Regions from separate parts of the Homo sapiens genome. Here all the other regions are linked to region 3. The links are chromatin loops, found by intact Hi-C in ENCODE. Cell type or tissue: dorsolateral prefrontal cortex. All regions are shown on one strand. Region 1 holds the start of LOC105373998 (a long non-coding RNA gene). Region 2 has its middle 21 kb from the start of CPOX. Region 3 has its middle 24 kb from the start of OR5K4. Region 4 overlaps CPOX (coproporphyrinogen oxidase).

Region 1 (5,000 bases), 140 kb before region 3:
AAACTGCTCTTGAGACCAGTGTTTATGATGTTTTGTAAACCCTGTCCTTGATGGACCAACTGGCACCACCCAGATTGACAAACTGGCTTATCTGATTTTGTGGCCCTTACCCAGGAACTGACTTAGCACAAGAAGACAGCCACCATTGTAAAATGGCGGAGACTAAAACACAGTATTGCCATGCGGTTACAGGTCATGTTCCCAAAGACATGAAACAAGACGGAGGTTTGTAGCCAACTTTGTTACTGACCGTTTTGTTGGGTTGGCTCAAACAGTAGGCTTATGGGGTCCTTGGCCTGCATCCTGAAGTAAAATGTGTTTTCTTTGACAGAACCATACAGAAAGAGATGCAAAGCATACCAGATAGTCTACAGCTTAAGAACAATCTCACAAATCTTTTGTCATTAATTATAAATTTACAGAGATAAACAATGATCCTTATTATCCCTTTTACCGGCTTGCACAGGGAGAGAGAATTCAAAAGCCCAACTGGTAAGAAATTTTTAAACTTTTGCCAGCATATTAGGCTTCTCGGTTTCTTCCCACCTAGCTCAACTCTAAGCCAAGTGTTTTAAGGTTTTTTTCCAGATTGGAAGAACATTAAAAAAGAGATAGAAGCCATTTTAAACCATGAAAGAAGGAAAACGCCATAGAAAGGAGTTCCATTAGGGTTGTTAAGACGTATTGCCTCTTTTCCTACTGGAAATCGTGTTTCCCCTATTTCTTTGCCTTCTCTATTTTCTCTTTTTTCTTTTAGCCTACTGTAGGAGGCATATTGCTTATCTTCAAAACACTCTTCTGCTTGCAGACCTGCCTGTTTTAGCTGCAGTTAGGGTTTGGCTTAGGAGCAGCATAACATTCCTCCATGAGAGGTTAAATACGAGAGGTAAATTTTGGAAAGCTTCTGTATACCTATCAGAGTCAGAAAATCAGCCTAAGTCTCCCTTTACTTGTCTAAGGTCCTGAAATGAGAAGGGAACTTGAAGGAGCTCCAAACAAGGGAATCCTCAGATGGTTTCCCTGGAACTTGCTCCTGTAATTTTGGGGAATTATTCTCTTTATGACTGCCTGATATGATTGCTAAAAGAGCTGGGTTAATTTTGCAACACTTACAAAGGTGTAGTAAGAAAGGCCATGCCCTTGTGCAAAAGAAAATAAGCCACTTTTTCTTCAAAGTTTAAGGTCAAAGGAGTCCCAGTGCTTCAAAATACACTCCAGGGGAGTGCATATTGAAGATGATCTGTTACCCATTTAGAAAAAGAAGAGAGAATAAAAGCATTCTTTTAGTCTCCTTCATTTTGGTATGTGATCCAGTAGAGCACATCCCCCCAACTATTTTCTCTCCTTGGATCCTGAATCCAGGCACCCATTTCAATGTGCCGCCCATGACTGCAGGCATGACCCTCCAAAGCATGACACCAGAGGAACTAAACTTTTGGGCCATAGTCATGCTGTCCCCAAGGAGCCTTAGTCCTCTTCCTTTTATTTCCCTTTGACCTCCTAGACTTGTGTGACCTGTGTGCTTTCCAAAAAAAAAAAAAAAAAATAAATGGATTTCAAGAAAAATCACGTAATTGGGCAAGGCCCGTTTAAGGGAGGGGGTGTGCTGGATTGAACTCTAAATCCTGCTGTTATAGCCCATGCTAAAGCATTTACCCATAGAAGAATCGTTCCAGTTAACTTTCAGACTTAAAATCCCCTTATTAATTTAAGTACTGTCTTAATAGGGGACAGAATAGGTGCCTTAAGGGAATGTAGGAACCAAATGGCCATTTTCCTGTGAGGGGGACAATATCAAGACTAACATTTGGCTACAGAAGACATCTTAATCCTCTCTGCTAAAGGCAGAACCATCCCCTTCCCATAAGAGGCCCAGAGCCTGATGTCTAACAGTGTAAAAGGAAGCTGCGGTGTTACCATGAAAAAAGAGGAACAAAGTGTGCCTCATGTAGAGGATTTTTATTTCCGCTAGGTGGCTTAGAAATACCATGTGCTCACCAGAGAAACTGTAGAGAGAGATGTTTATTGAGTTACTGCCTGATGTGATTTGTGATCTTTTCTAACAGACCTGTTTCCTTGAACTGTAAAGATTCCTGCACATTAGACACGCAGAGACAGGGTTAAGAGACTGTAGATAGAAAGAGAAAGAAAGTTTGGCAACAGGATAGCTGGAAGAGTGCCCTAAAATTAAAGATCAGATTTAAAGTTGAGATCCACTCCATACTCACCAGTCTGATGAATGAATTTCCTTTCCCAGCCAATGTGCCAAAATGATACGGCTCTGATGAGTGGAAGAACACCAGGGTACTTCTTTCTGTCTCCTTCTTTACTGACTTGTCTTTCTCGCATTTACCATCTATGATGTGATTATTCTGTGACTAATTTTTTTCTCCTTGTTTTATTTCACCTAGGCAAATTTCCATTTCCACATTTCCTATGCCTTTTTTCCTTTCACTTGTCAATCTTTACTTTTGATAACTTTTTCTTAAATATTGTACTGGAGAAAAAAACATTAGTTTATGAGCAGCAGACAAATGCCAATTATTCTCCACATGTCGTAGAGTACTGTACCTCATCCCCTCACTGCTGGGCTACTTGTTTCCCCTTCACTTTGTATTGCTGACTTTTATTCTATTACATAAGGGAAACTCCTCTCACTAAGGCCACTAAAAATTACTTCATTTGTATACACAGCGAATTCCCTGCACTCCTTGTCCTCTAGGGCATTTATTTTGTCATTTTTCCCTGTGCTTCACTTGGTCACACTGATCTTACCTCTCTTTATGTCCATCCACAACACTCAGCTTTCTAGTTCTCTCCTGCTTCTTCCCTTGATCACTCTGTTCAGTACCCTTTTCTACTATCTCTTTTGTTACACTTTTGAACATCTAGGGCTTTGGGTTGCAATGTAAAATGTTATTGAATGGATATTGATTCCAGTATAGAAATGGTAGGGAAGGTGGAGAAATCAGCTAGAAAATAATGGCAGGAACACAAGGAAGTAAAGCAGCCAGCCAGCAGCCCAAATCCTTTCCCAACAGGAACTTCATGAGTGGCTGTTTCCGCTGCTGTACTTCCAATGACACAGCTCATACTTTCAATGGCATTGTTGTAGATACAGGATGCACATGCTGGGATCTTAATGTTTTTGCCTCAACTGCATTTGCACTATTTTTTTTGTTGTCCATGTACATTTGTCTCTATCTCTCTATATCCAACTGTATGTAGTGTGGCTTTGATTAAACAAATCTAGGTGAAATTCTTTGTCTGCCACCAAAACGCATGTGGTAGAAAGGGGTTCCAGGTGTTGGCAATTTAATAAATGGCCTCCATTGCCTTCATAAACTTTTAATATGCTTCTTAAAATGTTTTGCATTTCAACTTTTATTTTAGATATAAAGAGTACACAGGCTGCTTTTGAAACCAAAACCTTTCTCTTTCTCTCCATATTCCGAATGTAGGATCAGCGTGTTTCATTGGCCATCCTAGATCAGGTCCCTTCACTATACAAACAAGAAGAATGGAAAAATGAGTTCTAGTTCTTTTGGCTTCTAGAGCAGTAGGTAACCTCTGACAGCCACCAAGACTTGGATAGCAAAAAAGATCACATCTTGGCCATTCCTAGGACATATGTCCACTTTGTTATCTCTTTAACATAACTTGCTCCAGTTGATTTTCTTGCCACTCTTTTTGTTTCTTTGTTACTCTCCAGTGGATACATCATTAACTACACCTTTGACTACCACAAAGATTCCAAGTAATTATTTCTATTAAGCTCTAACAGACTCATATTACTGATTGGATCTCACCTAGTTGGCTGCAGGATGCTTACTCCAAGAACTTGCCAGCACATCTGAGTTCCCATCCTCAATATTTAATGACCTATTACCCAGTCACCAAGTGACTTTTGTCTCGTTTATTACCACTTCTTTCCCACCAAATATGTCACAGAATACTAGAGAATCTACATTCTAGATTCTTTGGAATCTTTTTCTTTGTCTTACCATCTTTTCCAATGTAATATCACACCTGGACAAGACACCTAGCACTCATTTGAATCACCTTGAGGGTATTTTTTAAATGCAGATTTCTAGAACTCATTTCTGAAATAATCAATTTCTACATTAAATTCTCACAATCTATATTTTTCATAAAACACACTCCCAGATCATTTTTATATGTGATCTGATTGGGATCACTGGGATCTTAGTAACAAGTTTCTAATTAGTACCCCTTAGTCCAATTTCCCCATCCCACAGCATATTTTCTACACTATCAAAAAATTTAAAAAATATATTATGATGGCATTTCCTGTCAGGCCTCTCAGCCCAAGCCTGCACATATTCATCCAGATGGCCTGAAGCAAGTGAAGAATGACAAATGAAGTGAAAATGGCCAGTTCCTGCCTTAACTGATGACATTACCTTGTGAAATTCCTTCTCATGGCTCATCCTGGCTCAAAAGCTCCCCCACTGAGCACCTTGTGACCCCCACCCCTGCCAGACAGAGAACAACCCCCTTTGACTGTAATTTTCCACTACCTACCCAAATCCTACAAAACAGCCCCATCCCTATCTCCCTTTGCTAACTCTCTTTTCCGACTCAGCCCGCCTGTACCCAGGTGATTAAAAAGCTTTATTGCTCACACAAAGCCTCTTTGGTGGTCTCTTCACACAGACCCATGTGAAATTTGGTGCCGTGACTCAGATCGGGGGACCTCCCTTGGGAGATCAATCCCTGGTCCTCCTGCTCTTTGCTACATGAGAAAGATCCACCTACGACCTCTGGTCCTCAGACCAACCAGTCCAAGGAATATCTCACCAATTTTAAATTGGGTAAGTGGCCTCTTTTTACTCTCTTCTCCAACCTCTCTCACTATCCCTCAATCTCTTTCTCCTTTCAATCTTGGCACCATCCTTCAATCTCTCCCTTCTCTTAATTTCAGTTCCCTTCCTTTTCTGGTAGAGACACAGGAGACACGTTTTATCCGTGAACCCAAA
Region 2 (5,000 bases), 240 kb after region 3:
ACAAAGCATACACACTAATTTAAATACGTGGGAAAAATACTTGATTTTTAAAGAAACATGTATCAGGATGCCAACAAGAAAACCCACAGAAGTGAATGTTAGTATCAGAGTAAGAGTTTTTCTGATCATAGCTTAAAAGATTTTAATTAAATACTTGATATACACATTAATATTTATAAAATATGAGGATACTAAGAAATATCCTATTAATATATTGAAATGTTGAAATGGCCACTTGTATATCAGAATCCAGCTGTAGAACACTACTAAGAACTTTGAAGCCATCTGTGAATCCTGCCTCAGTTCCATTCTCCATTCACCTGAATTTGGTATTTGTCATTAGCTTTTCATTAGTTTTATCACTTATGTGTATCTTTAAATAGCCTATGGCCTAGCTTTGCATCTTTTGAATTTTGTACAAATGGAACCACATTGCATGTATTGTTCTGCAGGTTATTTTATCTTCACTCAATGTCTGTGATATTCATCCATATTAATTTTCCCAGTTCTATAATTTATATACACATAACATGAGTCTAGGGCATTTCATTTTATTAATATACCAGAATTTATTTATCTATTCTTCCATTTATTAAACTTGGGTTGCTTCTAGATTTTATCATTACAATTTTACCTCTTCTTTTCTAATCTTTGTATTTCTAATTCTTTCTCTTGTCTAAACTTATTAGCTTAGCATCTCTAATACAATATTGAATAATAGTAGTGATACTGAAGATCCTTATCTTGTTTCTGCCTGCTAATTTCTCTTTTTCCTTTTCTTCAGTTTGCTTGGTTGTCTTGTAAAATTTCTTGATTGAGAAATAGTTTATTTTCATTTTTCCTTCTTTATCAATATAAATATTTAAGGCTTTAAGAAAACGCTGTGGCCGGGCGCGGTGGCTCACGCCTGTAATCCCAGCACTTTGGGAGGCCGAGGCGGGCGGATCACGAGGTCAGGAGATCGAGACCATCCCGGCTAAAACGGTGAAACCCCGTCTCTACTAAAAATACAAAAAATTAGCCGGGCGTAGTGGCGGGCGCCTGTAGTCCCAGCTACTTGGGAGGCTGAGGCAGGAGAATGGCGTGAACCCGGGAGGCGGAGCTTGCAGTGAGCCGAGATCCCGCCACTGCACTCCAGCCTGGGCGACAGAGCGAGACTCCGTCTCAAAAAAAAAAAGAAAAAAGAAAAAAAAGAAAACGCTGTATTAGTTATGTCTCATAGGGTGTAGTAGGTATTGTTTATATTATCAGTATTTCCTAGATATGAGTAATTTTGGTTTATATTTCCTCTTTGATCCAAGACTGGGCTAAGAAAAAAAGCTGTTGTAATTTACAAGATGTTGGAGTTTTTAGTTTTTTATTTGCTTGTTCATTTTTGTCTTGTTGTATTATAGAGAATATTGTCAGTATAGTTTCTGTTTTTTAAAATTTCTTATGGAGTTTGTAATTTAGAAAAGAATTTTGTCAATTTTTATGAATGTCCCTAGGTACTTGGAAGGGTTGTCTCTATTTTCAGGGTTCAGAGTTCAAAATATATATAAGTTAGAGACACTTTGTTACTCATGTAATTTACATCTTCTACATCTTTAATGTGCTTCCCCTGACTTGCTCTGTCAGGGACTGAGTGAAATAATTCAACAACTACAAGTGTGCATCAGTCTAGCTCCTGGATTTTTTTCTCCTTGTGAATATAGTTATGTACTTTGGTCCATTGATATTTATAGCGTTTTACATTCACATTTTAAGTACTCTTCTTTTTCTTATGTTATGCTTTTAGATGTGAATTCCATAATGGCTGATATGAGTATCATAACTCCTTCATTTTTTTAAGTTTGTACTTGCCTGGTATAGCTATCATTTTTTACTTTCTGAAGTATTTTGTCTTAAAGGTATCTGTTTTTTATAGCATCTATTTCTTTATGGTCCCACTTGAAATATTTTAACAGTATGTTATGAAACTTTTATTTATTGATATGTATGCCATTTTTTATTGATTGATAGGATGGGTATGTTTGCTATAGCTTTATCATATGGTTCTTGTTATTTTCTAAATTTGTAGTTTAAAGTCTCTCACTTAAGTTTGGTTTATATTTCTAGTCTACTGATTACCTTTACTATACTGTATTTAACATCTTCATTCTCCATTTCTTTAGACAGTGTCCATTAGTTTTCTCTAAAACCAATGGGAAATTAGCATCCTTTCACTTCCTGCCCTGTAACTCCGGCCAGAGGTAAGAAGCCAAGCTTTATGGTCATTATATTCTTTCTTTGGTTTATCAAGACATTCTGCTTTCTTCTCCACTTTCATTTTTAGTCCATCAAATTGTAAAAACGTATACACTATTTGAATAAGCAATTTTTCAATTACAAGCTGCTGATTTTTTTACACCCAAAATGTGTGTATTTGTGAAATACCCACATAATTAAATTAATGTATTGTAGACATAATAAAATTACACACAAACAGAGCTTTTGAAATGATAAAAATGTTTTCCTACCTGTCTTCACTGAATCACACACACCCCCTGGGGTATAAACTCTAAATTGAATACACACATTTAGATGAATAGTCCTCAATCTTTTTAGAATTATGTTTCCTCTGAGAGTCAAATTAACATTATTCATTCTCAGACAAAAATGTTCACATTTTCTCAGGCAACTCGCAGTTCAGAGATGGCCAAGGAACTCAGATGCTAAGCATTTAGACATTCAACATTACTGGAATTGTAGACATTGCCAACTTCAGAATCTCCCAATCATAAAGTGAGACATGAAACACAGTGGAGACATTTGACAAGACATAAACAGCATAGTCAAATTAGCCATGCTTGATTAAATATGTAATAACTCCTTTAGATAATCTGTCCAACAACAGCATAGTTCAACAAGAGTCAGATTTCAAATAATTTTCTCATTTCCCTCCTTCTTTGCCTCTCCTCTTTTTCTGTCCTGTTCTCCACCTCTTCTCTCTCGTTTCTCCTTCTTCCTCCCAGCACTTTTTCATTCTCCCTCCTTCCTTGCTTTTCTTTACTTTCTCCTCCTCCACTCCCTGCCAAAAAAAAACAAACAAAAAACCCCCTGCAGATTAGATTTTCTGCTCCACCTACTGGTTCTTTCAAGAATTTCATATTCTTGAGAAACTGAAGACACAACCTGGTATGTTAATGGAGATAATTTTATCATCTAAATTTTAGTATCTGAGAAGACCTTGATAATGTATAAACTAGGATCATTTTTAAGTGTTAACTTAAATCCCAATTTATTAAACATATTAACATAGAGTATAGATCATGTTAACATCTTCTATTTGGAAACAACCATTGTAATATTTGAGCCTTTATTACAATCACATCCCACTTGTCTCTTTAAATTTCCTTCCTCCTATTCTATTTGTTCAGATAGCTGCTTCTAGCTGTCTTTCCTGATACCTCATCCCGTGTTCATTTCTCTGCCCCCAGTTCGGTCTGTGATGCTCTTTTATTACACTGCATGCACTTCCTTGGGTGGCTTACCTTCTTCCACTTCTTCAATTATCACTTTTACAAAATTGGTAGACTTGTGTTTCTAGACTGAGCTCTCCTGAGTTCACATCTCTAAATACTGGTACAGGTAGCTTGCAAGCATTTCAAGCACCTCAAAACTGCTCTTCTCGTTTTTGTTAATGACATTTAATCTGCTTCAATTATCTATTACTGTTTAGCAAACCACTCCAAGCTTAATGACATATAAACAGCAACCATTTTATCACATTCACAGATTCTGTGAGTCAGGGATTCTGATAGGGCACAGCAACGATGGCTTGTCTTTGTTCCACACACGAGGGCACGTCAGCTGAAGACTGCCTCTTGCTGTTTGGGGAGATACCATATCTCCCACACATTACTAAGATGAAGAGTCGGGGTGGGTGGCAGAGAGGTAAAGATGAAAGTAGGTCCTTATTTTTGCTTCTTAGGAATACATTATTTTTAAGCACCACACTCACGTTGAATAGCACATAAGATCAAGTACACATTAAAAAACAAAAAGTACTTTCAGCAGAATTTGTATTAAGGTAGTTTTTTGGTTTTTGGTTTTTTTTGAGACAGAGTTTCGCGCCGTCGCGCAGGCTGGAGTGCAGTGGCACGATCTTGGCTCACTGCACCCCCTGCCTCCCAGGTTCAAGCGATTCTCCTGCCTCAGCCTCCTGAGCTGGGATTACAGGCGCCCATCACCACGCCTGGCTAATTTTTGTATTTTTAGTAGAGATGGGGTTTCACCATGTTGGCCAGGCTGGTCTTGAACTGCTGACCTCAGGTGATCCACCCACCTCGGCCTCCCAAAGTGCTGGGATTAGAGGCATGAACCACCGTGCCCAGCCTGTATTCAGGTAGTATTAATTTAAATGGTCTTTGAGGACATCTGAACTAGTTATTTTTAATAAACTACAGTTTGAACTACAAGAAATTGTGGATTTGTATATTATACTAATGGTTAGAAGAATGTCAAGCAGCAGGTGTGGAACAGATTCTAAAAGCCTGTCTCCCTCATCAAGTCAGAAAATGGAAGCAATCTTGAACCGATCTGAGCATAGATAAATTGCTATAAAGACTTTTATTTATGAAAGCATTATTCACTTGCTATTACATAAGAGGCATTCAGCCAGTACAGCTTTGTGAACTTTGATACCTCTCAACCATCTCATAAGAAAACACATCCATGACAGAGTCAGTGTTGCAACTCTAAATGACTGCAAAGTCAATTTACTTTCCTAAGTGGCTGTATTTGCATCAACCTATTGAAACCATGATGGCTTGGATTATGACAAGTTTTATGTTCAAACGCATTTTGAAATATGAAGGGATTAACAGTAAAAGAATTATTGAAAATACTGTTTGAATGAGCTTAAGATCTAGAATAGAGCTGGCTACACTGATCGGAAGAGGAAATGCAGTTCAACTACCTTGCTCTGCTGGTATATGTTAGTGAATATCCAGTATAAAACCACTTGTAGGCCGGGCACC
Region 3 (5,000 bases):
TTTTTACTTCCTGTAGAAACGGTACACTCACCAGCAGTTCTGCCACAAGAGTACACCAAAAAAAGGAGATGCATCCTGACGCATCCACCCTACTGCTGTGTCGGGTTTCCGTGGGCTGGAACAGGACCTCACATTCTGTATTTGTCCCGATTGGCTAGCAACTTAGAACTTTTTAAAAGAGGCAAAGGTAGAGGAGAACAAAGAAAGGAGGAAGTCACTTGTGGAATGTTGAGAAAGGTAAAAACACTTTTAAATAAGGAAGAGGAACAGGCTATGACCTAACGCTTGCTTGGACCAGTATAAGTATGCCAGGGCAAATATTTAGGCTAAATTGTGGAAGCTAAGAACATAAAGTACGTTGATTTCTTTATTATGGCTAGCAGATATTTAAGAATGTTAGCACAGGTCTTTGAATACATTTTGCTTCTAAGAGAAGTTACTATTTATTCCTAATTAGACGGGGAGGAAAGTCTTTGAAGAGGAACCTCTGCTTTACTTTTTACATTCTCCTTCCACAAATTTGCCAATGCATCTGAGCTCTCAATCTGCGTTTTTGATGGCCATCTGCCCAGCCCATATAATTCCATTCTCCTTCATTGGTCACCCCCTACATATCCAAAATGTCATTAAGTCCTTATGACACTACATTTTAAATTCTTTTGAATCTATTGCCTTGTCCTCCTTATCACCCCCAAAGTCATATCACACAAGGACTAAGCACTTTGCATGCATTTGAGTCACCTGGGGAGCATGTTAAAAATGGAGACTTTTAGGCCTCCTTGTTGAACTACTATTTCTACAGTAATACCTTATAATCCATATTTTGCACAAAAAAAGGTACCCAGTTTATTCTGATATATAATCTTGTCTGAGACACATTGGACAATAGTAACTAAGTTTCCTTGTTAGTGTGCCTGATTCCAGTTTCCCTTTCCTGAAGGCTATTTGGCACAGTAAAAGGTATTTAATTTTTAAAAATTTAGGTTTTACCAAGGTGGCCAACTAGATGGAGCTGAAGTGCTACTCCCACAGGAAAAGACAATGATTTCAACTACACCAACATAATTTGAACAGATTATTTGCAGAGAAAATGCCAAATATGGATACAGAAAAGATGCAGTTGCTGAGGCTGAAGAGGGAGGGAGCTGGGAACTCCTCATGGGATGCCTGAATGTTATAACTGGTTCCCAGCCCTGAACAGCACCTGAGGAAGCGGTGCGTGAGAGGACTGGAGGACTGCCCACTCTCACCACAAACCTCTGGGAACCTAATACAGGGGCCCCACACCCCTAGGATGTGTGAGCTGGCAAGGGGGATCTCTCAGAGATTAGATGGAGCAGAGCACAGGTTAGCTCCAGCAGAACCCAGTCATGAAAGCCCACCAGCCAGGGCTGCCTGTCTGCCTCTGAGAAAGTCTAGCCCCAGGTAACCCCTGGGAGAAAGCAGGGCCTGCTTCCCCGTGGGCCTGGGGCACATCTGTTCTGCAGGCTGACTGAGCACCAGACCCTCCCAGAGCCCCTGCCTGGCTGCCTGGAAGGAGCAGTTACACAGTGCAACCTCCACTACCCAGCCTAGATGCTTTGCTCCACCTGAGTGCGTTCCAGCTGGGAGCCATTGCAATCACGCACCACACCTGGAACCCAACCCTGAGCATCCGAAGGAGGGAGCTGAGAACAGGTCCTGGCGCCCCAAGGATGTGGGCTCAGGAGTGCCAAGGTGGAATCTGTGCTTTGCACTTGAAAGGAGGAGGATCCCACACTCTCTCGGAAGACTGAGAGGGCTGAGTTGCACAGATTCGAAGGCTGGTGTGGGACCTAGCTGTGTCTGGCTCCACAGGGCTGGTCTGGTAAGGGTGCAGCCTATCTCCCTACCTGGCCTCTCCCTAAGGGAGCCCCATGGCCTGAAAGACTTAGCAACAACAATGACAACAACAAAAATCTTAGGCAGAGTGCCAGCAATCGGAGGTGACTTCCCAAGGCCCACGAGCAGACCTGGTGAGGGGATCACAGCTCTTCCCTTGCACCACAGAACAGATAAAAAAACGTGAAGATACACAAAGGAACTGCATGACTAAAGCCTGTTTACTGTCCATTGCCTTCAGGCGCCATCTGCTGGATCACATCCCTAACCACACCACCAAAAATTATTCTCCCTCCCGGAGAAACTAAGAGCAAGAATTCAACAGATCCTATTCAGCAAGAGATCCTGTCTCAGCAAGAGATCCTATTCAGAGCCTTAGCCCTCTGAAAACTTCCAGAAACTAAGCCAATTTGGTATATTCACTTTATACCAAAATTAAAGGAATACCACCACTTCTAGATGATAAAGAATTAGTACATGAACTCTGGCAATTCAAAAAGCCAGAATATCCCCTTACCTCCAAATGACCTTACTATCTCCCCAGAAATGATTCTTAACTAGCCTAAATTGTCTGAAATGACCATACATTGAATTCATAATCTGAATGGCAAGGAAGCTTATCTAGATTGAGAGAACATTGAAACTCAATCCAAAGAAGCCAGGGAATACAGTAAAATGATTCAAGAGCTAAAGGATGAAATCCCCATTTTAAGAAGGACCCAAAGTAAACTTCTGGAGCTGAAAAATTCACTATGAGAATTTCATAATATAATTGAAAGTATTGCCAGCAAAACAGATCCAGGTGAGGAAAGAATCTCAGAGCTCAAAGACTGGGTCTTTGAATCAACTCAGTCAGACAAAAATAAAGCAAAAAGAATTAAGAAAAATGAGCAAAACCTCCAAGACATATGCTTTATGCAATAGACCAAATCTAGAACTCATCAGCATTCCTGAGAGAAGGAGAGAGAATAAGCAACTTTGAAAAATATACTTGAGGAGATAGTCCATGAAAACTTTCCTAATCTCACCAAAGAGGTTGACATGCAAATCCAAGAAATAGAGAGAATCCCAGCCAGACACTGTACAAGACGAGAATCCCCAAGACACACAGTTATCAGATTCACTAAAATCAATGCAAAAGAAATCATCTTAAAGTCAGCCAGAGATAAGCAGTAGGTCACCTACAGAAGGGACAGCATCAGGCTAGCAGTAGACCTCTCGGTAGAAACCTTACAAGCCAGAAGAGACTGAGGACCTATTTTCAGTGTCTGTAAAGAAAAGAAATTCTAACCAAGAATTTCATATCCTGACAAACTAAGCTTCATAATTGAAGAGAAATAAAATCCTCTCTGACAAGCAAATGCCAAGGTAATATATTTAAACGAGACCAGCCTTACAAGAGATCCTTAAGGGAGTGCTAAACATGGATTTGAAAGAATGACACCAGTTACCACAAAAGCACACTTAAACACATAGCCCACAGGCACTGTAAAGCAACTGCACAATAAAGTTTAAATAGCAATCAGCTAACAAAACAATGATAGGTTCAAAATCACACATACCAATACTAACCTTGAAAGTAAATGTGCTAAACACGCCACTGAAAAGACACAGAGTGGCAGGTTGAATTAAAAGTCAAAAAACCATCTCTTGTCTTCAAGAGACCCATCTTATAGGTAATGACACCCACAGGCTCAAATTAAAAGGGCAGAGTAAGATCTACCATGCAAACAGAAAACAAAAAAAAAGAGCAGGAGTTGTTATTCTTATATCACATAAAACAGACTTTAAACCAATAAAAATTAAGAAAGAGAATGAAGGGCATTGTATAATGATAAAAGGTACAAACCAACAAGAAGCCTTACCTAGTCTAAATATGTATGCACCCAACATTGGAGCATCCAGATTCATAAGAAACTTCTTCTTGGCCTACAAAAAGGCCTAGACAATCACACAATAATAGTGGGAGACTTCAACACCCACATTGAAAGTGTTAGATCATCAAGCAAAAAGCAAGCAAAGAAACTCCGGACTTAAACTGAAAACTTGACCAATTAGACCTAATAGTCATCTATAGAATACTTCACCCAAAAACCACAGAGTATAGATTCTTCTCATCTGCACATGGAACATATTCTAAGATCAACCATATACTCTGTCATAAAGCAAACCTCAATAAACCAAAAAAATGAAATTGTACAAAGTGTACTCTTGGACAACAGTGCAATAAAAAGAAAATCAGTACTAAAAAGATCTCTCAAAACGACACAAATATCTGGAAATTAAACAACTTACTCCTGAAAATTCTTGGGTGAACATCAAAATTAAAGCAGAAATAAGAAGTTCTTTAAAATAAACAAAAATAGGGACACAACTTACCGAAATCACTGGGATCCACCCAAAAAGTTTACAGCCTTAAATGCCTTCATCAAGAAGTCAGAAAGGTCTCAAATTAACAATCTAACTTTGCACCTAAAGGAACTAGAAAAACAAGAACAAACCAATTCCAAAGCCAGCACCAGAAAATAAGTAGGTGAAATTAGAGAACTTAATGAATTTGGGATGCAAAAATCCACACAAAAGGTCAATGAAACCAAGAGTTCATTCTTCAGATGAATAATTAAGACTGATAGACCCCTAACTAGATTAACAAAGAAAAAGAGAAGATCCAAGTAGGCACAATCAGAAACGACAACATAGAGTAAAATCACACACTGTCTTTCGTATAGCATTTGCGGTCTGGACAAGGTATTAGTGAGTGTAGGAGTCTTAACATTTCAGACCTGGGCTTCAGCTTTTCTTCACCCACAAAGCATGCTTCTCTTTTACTATTATCAGTTATTAAAAAATTCAGTTTGGTTCTGGTTAGCTTGTATTCAAACCATAGTCCTGGGATATGGAAACCAAGGTTATTCTTTGTCAATCCTTATTATGTATCAGGCATTGTTCTGGAAAAATGAAATCACCTGGAAAATGGAAAAAACTGGAAAAATGAAATCACCATTATTTTTTAAATGGAGAAGATACAGGAGAAATATTAAGGGGTGGCAATTATAGAGAAGCTCGGGTTTGGCCCGGAAAAAAATTGAGATGCCTATTAGACATTTACATAGAGATGTAAAGCAGGCAGCTGAATATAC
Region 4 (5,000 bases), 260 kb after region 3:
GCTGTCCAACTATGAAAATGAAATGAGGACTTTAGACAGATAGATTTTTTGCAGATATCACCAAGGTAGAAAATGCTTATCCTCTTTTTCTTTTCTTTTCTTTTTTTTTTTGAGACGGACTCTTGCTCTGTCCCCCACGCTGGAGTGCAGTGGTGCGATCTTGAATCACTGCAAGCTCCGCCTCCCGGGTTCACGCCATTCTCCTGCCTCAGCGTCCCAAGTAGCTGGGACTACAGGTGCCCACCACCATACCTGGCTAATTTTTTGTATTTATAGTAGAGACGGGGTTTCACTGTGTTAACCAGGGTGGTCTCGATCTCCTGACCTCGTGATCTGCCTGCCTCGGCCTCCCAAAGTGCTGGGATTACAGGCGTGAGCCACCATGCCTGGCTGCTTATCCTCTTATTTTCAAGGCGAACAGGCAATTTCACACAAGTCTCTGTAAAGGATGTGAAACTCTAAGAACTTTAGTGAAAAGAGAAACAGTCCAATATCGATAGTGTATTTCTTGGAATAAGCTGCTGCCTTCGGAAGCACTGCTGCTTTTGTAGGAGGCAGGAGGACAGGAATCTTCCACTAACAATGACACCAACCATGGTGCAAATCCAAGCTCTCTTGAGTGAGTTCTTTATTCACCAAAGGAAGGTACTATAAACAATCTCTCAGGTCTCTTTCAGAAATAAAATTTGATGGTTCTATAGCATGAAAGACAGGGAAAAGTTGGTGGAAAAAAAGGTTCAGATGATATCTTTTATTATTTCATATGTCATATCAGACATATGAAAGTTTACCCTGTGAGGCAGCACATAAAACTATTAATCTGTTCTTGAGTCTTTTCCCCTCTATGACTACTAGAACAGGTTTCCTAAGAAGCCATTTCCTGGGCCGGACGCGGTGGCTGACGCCTGTAATCCCAGCACTTTGGGAGGCCGAGGCAGGCGGATCACGAGGTCAGGAGATCGAGACCATCCTGGCTAACACGGTGAAACCCCGTCTCCACTAAAAATACAAAAAATTAGCCAGGCGTGGTGGTGGGCACCTGTAGTCCCAGCTACTCGGGAGGCTGAGGCAGGAGAATGGCGTGAACCCGGAAGGCAGAGCTTGCAGTGAGCCGAGATCGCACCACTGCACTCCAGCCTGGGCGACAGAGTGAGACTCCATCTCAAAAAACAAACAAACAAACAAACAAACAAACAAAAAAGAAGCCATTTCCTAACTGTTAAACTTGTAAAATAGTTTATATCCTAAAAGTAGTTCTTTTGATAATCTCTGCATAAGGGTCCTTAAATAGAAAAACATGCTCAAACAAAAACTAAAAGCTATTTAAAAGGTTACCTTAAATACAGCTTCAATTGCTTAAACAACAACAACAAAAAACAACAGATGCAAATCCCTAGAACTGACGCATAGGTAGAATTCACCTTAATCGTGACTTGTTGGCCTTCTTTATATGCACATTTTATTAACATAGTCTAAAAAAGTATATCCTGAGTAAAGTTGTAAAGTCAGTTTTTAACCCAAATCATACTATTTCAAAATCTCTCTTTAAAACATTACAAAATTAAGTGATCTACTTATTTCCTAGTCAGTGTTCTGCTGCTTACAACAGAATAGCTGAAACTGCATAATTTATAAATAAAAGGAACTTATTTCTTAAGTTATGGAAGCTGAGAAGTCCAAGGTTGAGGGGCTTCATCTAGTATGAGTGTTCTTGCCGGTGGGGTCTCTGCAGAGTCCTGAGGCAGTGCACAACATCACATGGTGGGGGGCTGAACGTGCTAGCTTAGGTCTCTTCTTATAAAGCCACCAGTCCCACTCCCATGAATTTAACCCATTAATGCATGAATGGATTAATCCATCCATCAGGGCTCTGCCCAATCACCTCTTAAAGGCCCCAGCTCTTAATACTGCCAGATTGGGGGTTAAATTTCGACATGAGTTTTGGAGGGAACAAATATTCAAACCAAAGCATTTATACTAAAAACTTCTTTTTAACTAGCTACCATCCTAGATATTTTATTACCTAACACTGCTTAAAGTCATCTCAGTAATAGCTAGAAAAAGGAACCAAAAAAGAGAACTGTCTACTCTATTAGTCCTCCTGGAAGGATGCTAAGTTCTGAGAGAGAGGAAAAAACAAACAAAAAACCAGTATCTGCATGCATCCATGGCTGTGTAGTTTTCAGTAGTAATATTAAATCAAGAGAATATTCAAATGTTTCATCTTTCCTGACGATTTTAAAGCTGAACTCCATACTCTTGCATAAATATTAACATTCCACAACTATTAGCTCTAAAAACAAAGCAAAAAGACAAAAATTCTTTGTCCTTCCTTTTTCAAGAATGCCAATTGGCTCTAAGCAGAATTGAGTACTTTACTCATATTCCAAACAATTTGTGCCAAGATTCCATTTGATGATAACAAATATTCTGGGTCTTCTCCCAACTTTTGTTTGTTTTCTTATTTTATCATTAGAATTTCTTTAACAAATTCTCCAATTCTTCTTTCCCCTTGGCCAAAATCTCTGGTATGTTGGCATCTCCCTCTAGTGGTTCTCCAACCCTTCCAATGCCCTTAGACATTCCCAAGTCAACATCAGGAATAATAATTCTCATCTGGAATAAGAATTTAACAACCCACTCCAGATTAAAAAGCCTCTCATTCTCAAGCATAGATGACCTTATAGTTTATAGTCTACCATTCTAAATCATTTGGAATAAAAAGATATTACTACTCAATTTATATTAAATATTTCTAAGTAAATAATTTAATACAACCACTTAAAACCAGTATTCTAATTCTTCTGATGAGCAAAGTAAGAAAACTAGTTCCATTTTCATAAGCAGAAGAGGGTATTTAGTGACATAATAGTTGCCTTCAGAAGGAACAGAATGTAATTTTGGGGTCATGAAAGTTCAGTAACTTTACCTACCATTTTTTAAATTTGGGGTAGAGATCTGGACCATGCTGGTCACAAGCCTCCTTCAGAGTTCTGTGAAAATGGACAGCGTCTTCTTGATTCAAGTATGTTGGAGTGAGGTCACATCCACCACCAAACCACCACTGCTTGTTGCCTACCAAATCAAGACATGGGATTCTAATGTGGACTTTTGAGATTCAGCATTACTGGCTATATTAGGACACTTAATTTAGCAGCTTAATTTTTTCAGCATAAAATGGATGACAATAAAAAAAATTTTAACTGATTTTAGCTCTGAAGACCAGTAAGGCCTAGGCAGAAAAAAAGAGGTAAAAGCGGCCAGGCGAGGTGGCTCATGCCTGTAATCCCAGCACTTTGGGAGGCCCAGGCAGGCAGATCGCCTGAGGTCAGGAGTTCGAGACCAGCCTGGCCAATATATGGTGAAACCTCGTTGCTACTAAAAATACAAAACATAGCCGGGTGTGGTGGTCACCTATAATCCCAGCTACTCGGGAGGCTGAGGCAGGAGAATCACTTGAACCCAGGAGGTGGAGGTTGCAGTGAGCTGAGATAGCGCCACTGCACTCCAGCCTGGGCAACAAGAGTGAGACTCCATCTCAAAAAACAAAATAAAACAAAACAAAACAACAAGAAAAAAGAAGAAAGAAAGAAAGACAGTGGAACTTGCAAGGAATGATATGCAGGGCAGTGAATGATAAAACAGTACACTGGTGGATCAGGAAGTGGATTGCAACTCTGGCTGTATATAAGAATCACATGACGAGCTTAAAATAGCTCTTCTAGATCACAATAAACACACACACACACACACACATCTCTGGCCCAGGAATCTGTAGTTTATAAAACTCCCCAGGAGATTCTGACACTCCTTGTATTAAGAACCATTGCCAACCCCTCCCCTTTCCTAGAAAGAGTAAAAACACTTGCTGAGGTAACTTACCACTTGAGAATAACTGTTTCATGTGCTCACAGGTCCATGAGTTGTCAATACCAGTTACCAACTTTAAACATAAAAGGTTGAACCAAGCTGAATGGCTTCAAAATGAAAAGTTAAAGCAGTGACTTTAAATGCCATCACCTACAGAGACACCAATAAGAATAGGTGTGGCACTGCACATGTACTCTGACATCTAGTATCAGATAAAAGACAGGCTGGAACTATGTGCACAGGAGGCATGATCAACTGCATCCCATTTTAAACCCACTGCTAATGCCCTGGTGACTAGCAAAGCTATGCATATGTAAAATATTTTCCAAAAGCAAGTTCTCAATTTCAATTTAACCTCGTACATAAGGTATTCCTTCAGATGTAATGAATTTATGTTTGCAAAGAACTCTGGGTGCACACTAAAGTTCAGGTTCATTCCTTCTATGTTGGAGGAAATATGGGAAGGTTAGAGTCAGTCAATACCATTCTTTTTGTTTTGTTTTGTTTTGTTTTTTTGAGACGGAGTCTCGCTCTGTCACCCAGGCTGGAGTGCAGTGGCACAATCTCCGCTCACTGCAACCTCCGCCTCCCAGGTTCAAGTGATTCTTCCACCTCAGCTGCCCGAATAGCTGGGACTACAGGTGCGTGCCAGCACGCCCAGCTAAGTTTTTGTATTTTTAGTAGAGAGGAGATTTCACCATGTTGGCCAGGCTGGTCTCAAACTCCTAACCTCAGGTGATCTGCCCACCTCAGCCTCCCAAAGTGCTGGGATTACAGGTATGAGCCACCAAGCCTGGCCCCATTCTTACTTGTCATGTCTCAGGCATAATCCATTGCACTTGCCAAGAAATTGCCTTTACATTGCCTCCTGAAAGACCTAATTAAGACTATTCTTTCTCGCTTTTAGATGTTATGCCCTCTTATCTGTTTTAAAATGCACATTTTGCACGACAGTACTTTCCGTAGCTCCTGAGACCCTTACCATCAGCTTCTTCTACTTCAAAGTATCTGTAGTTGAAATGGATAGTAGGAGCATGAGGATTCTTGGGGTGGATAACAGAGCTCACGCCCATAGCACAAAATGGCAATTTACCTGGAAAGTAAAATATGAGTCATGAGCTATATTCAGT

What was found. Peaks named below come from ENCODE experiments on the same cell type or tissue, not always from the same donor. Only the 100,000 strongest peaks of a DNase experiment are listed, where the experiment ranks them.
Region 1: a loop joins it to region 3, with 7 times the contacts of the local background. A loop is called at or near these places in 19 of 110 quality-filtered maps.
Region 2: a loop joins it to region 3, with 4 times the contacts of the local background. A loop is called at or near these places in 27 of 110 quality-filtered maps.
Region 4: it touches region 3 in a loop (2.9-fold over the local background); 20 of 110 quality-filtered maps call a loop at or near these places.

Annotation. Positions count from the first base shown.
Region 1 is chr3:98,186,776-98,191,775 of GRCh38, forward strand. LOC105373998 (a long non-coding RNA gene) reads right to left here and starts at 2,083. Exons shown (of 3, transcript XR_924256.2): 1 at 1,999-2,083. LOC105373997 (a long non-coding RNA gene) reads left to right here and starts at 4,584. Exons shown (of 3, transcript XR_924254.3): 1 at 4,584-4,835. In dorsolateral prefrontal cortex, a CTCF peak has its summit at 2,021; no DNase peak of the experiment used is centred here.
Region 2 is chr3:98,570,522-98,575,521 of GRCh38, forward strand. It overlaps a transcript of CPOX not described here. Among named protein-coding and RNA genes, the nearest start is that of CPOX, 21 kb to the right of the region's middle. In dorsolateral prefrontal cortex, a CTCF peak has its summit at 3,108 (motif pointing left); no DNase peak of the experiment used is centred here; H3K27ac peaks cover 3,552 bases.
Region 3 is chr3:98,327,616-98,332,615 of GRCh38, forward strand. No RefSeq gene overlaps it. Among named protein-coding and RNA genes, the nearest start is that of OR5K4, 24 kb to the right of the region's middle. RefSeq lists enhancers at 846-1,583, 1,584-2,320, 1,872-1,951, 2,012-2,131. In dorsolateral prefrontal cortex, CTCF peaks have their summits at 2,101 (motif pointing left) and 2,301; a DNase peak (open chromatin) is centred at 2,096.
Region 4 is chr3:98,585,780-98,590,779 of GRCh38, forward strand. It overlaps CPOX (coproporphyrinogen oxidase), which reads right to left. Exons shown (of 7, transcript NM_000097.7): 3 at 4,853-4,963; 4 at 2,934-3,075. Among named protein-coding and RNA genes, the nearest start is that of CPOX, 5.3 kb to the right of the region's middle. In dorsolateral prefrontal cortex, a CTCF peak has its summit at 2,563 (motif pointing left); no DNase peak of the experiment used is centred here; H3K4me3 peaks cover 3,830 bases; H3K27ac peaks cover 4,771 bases.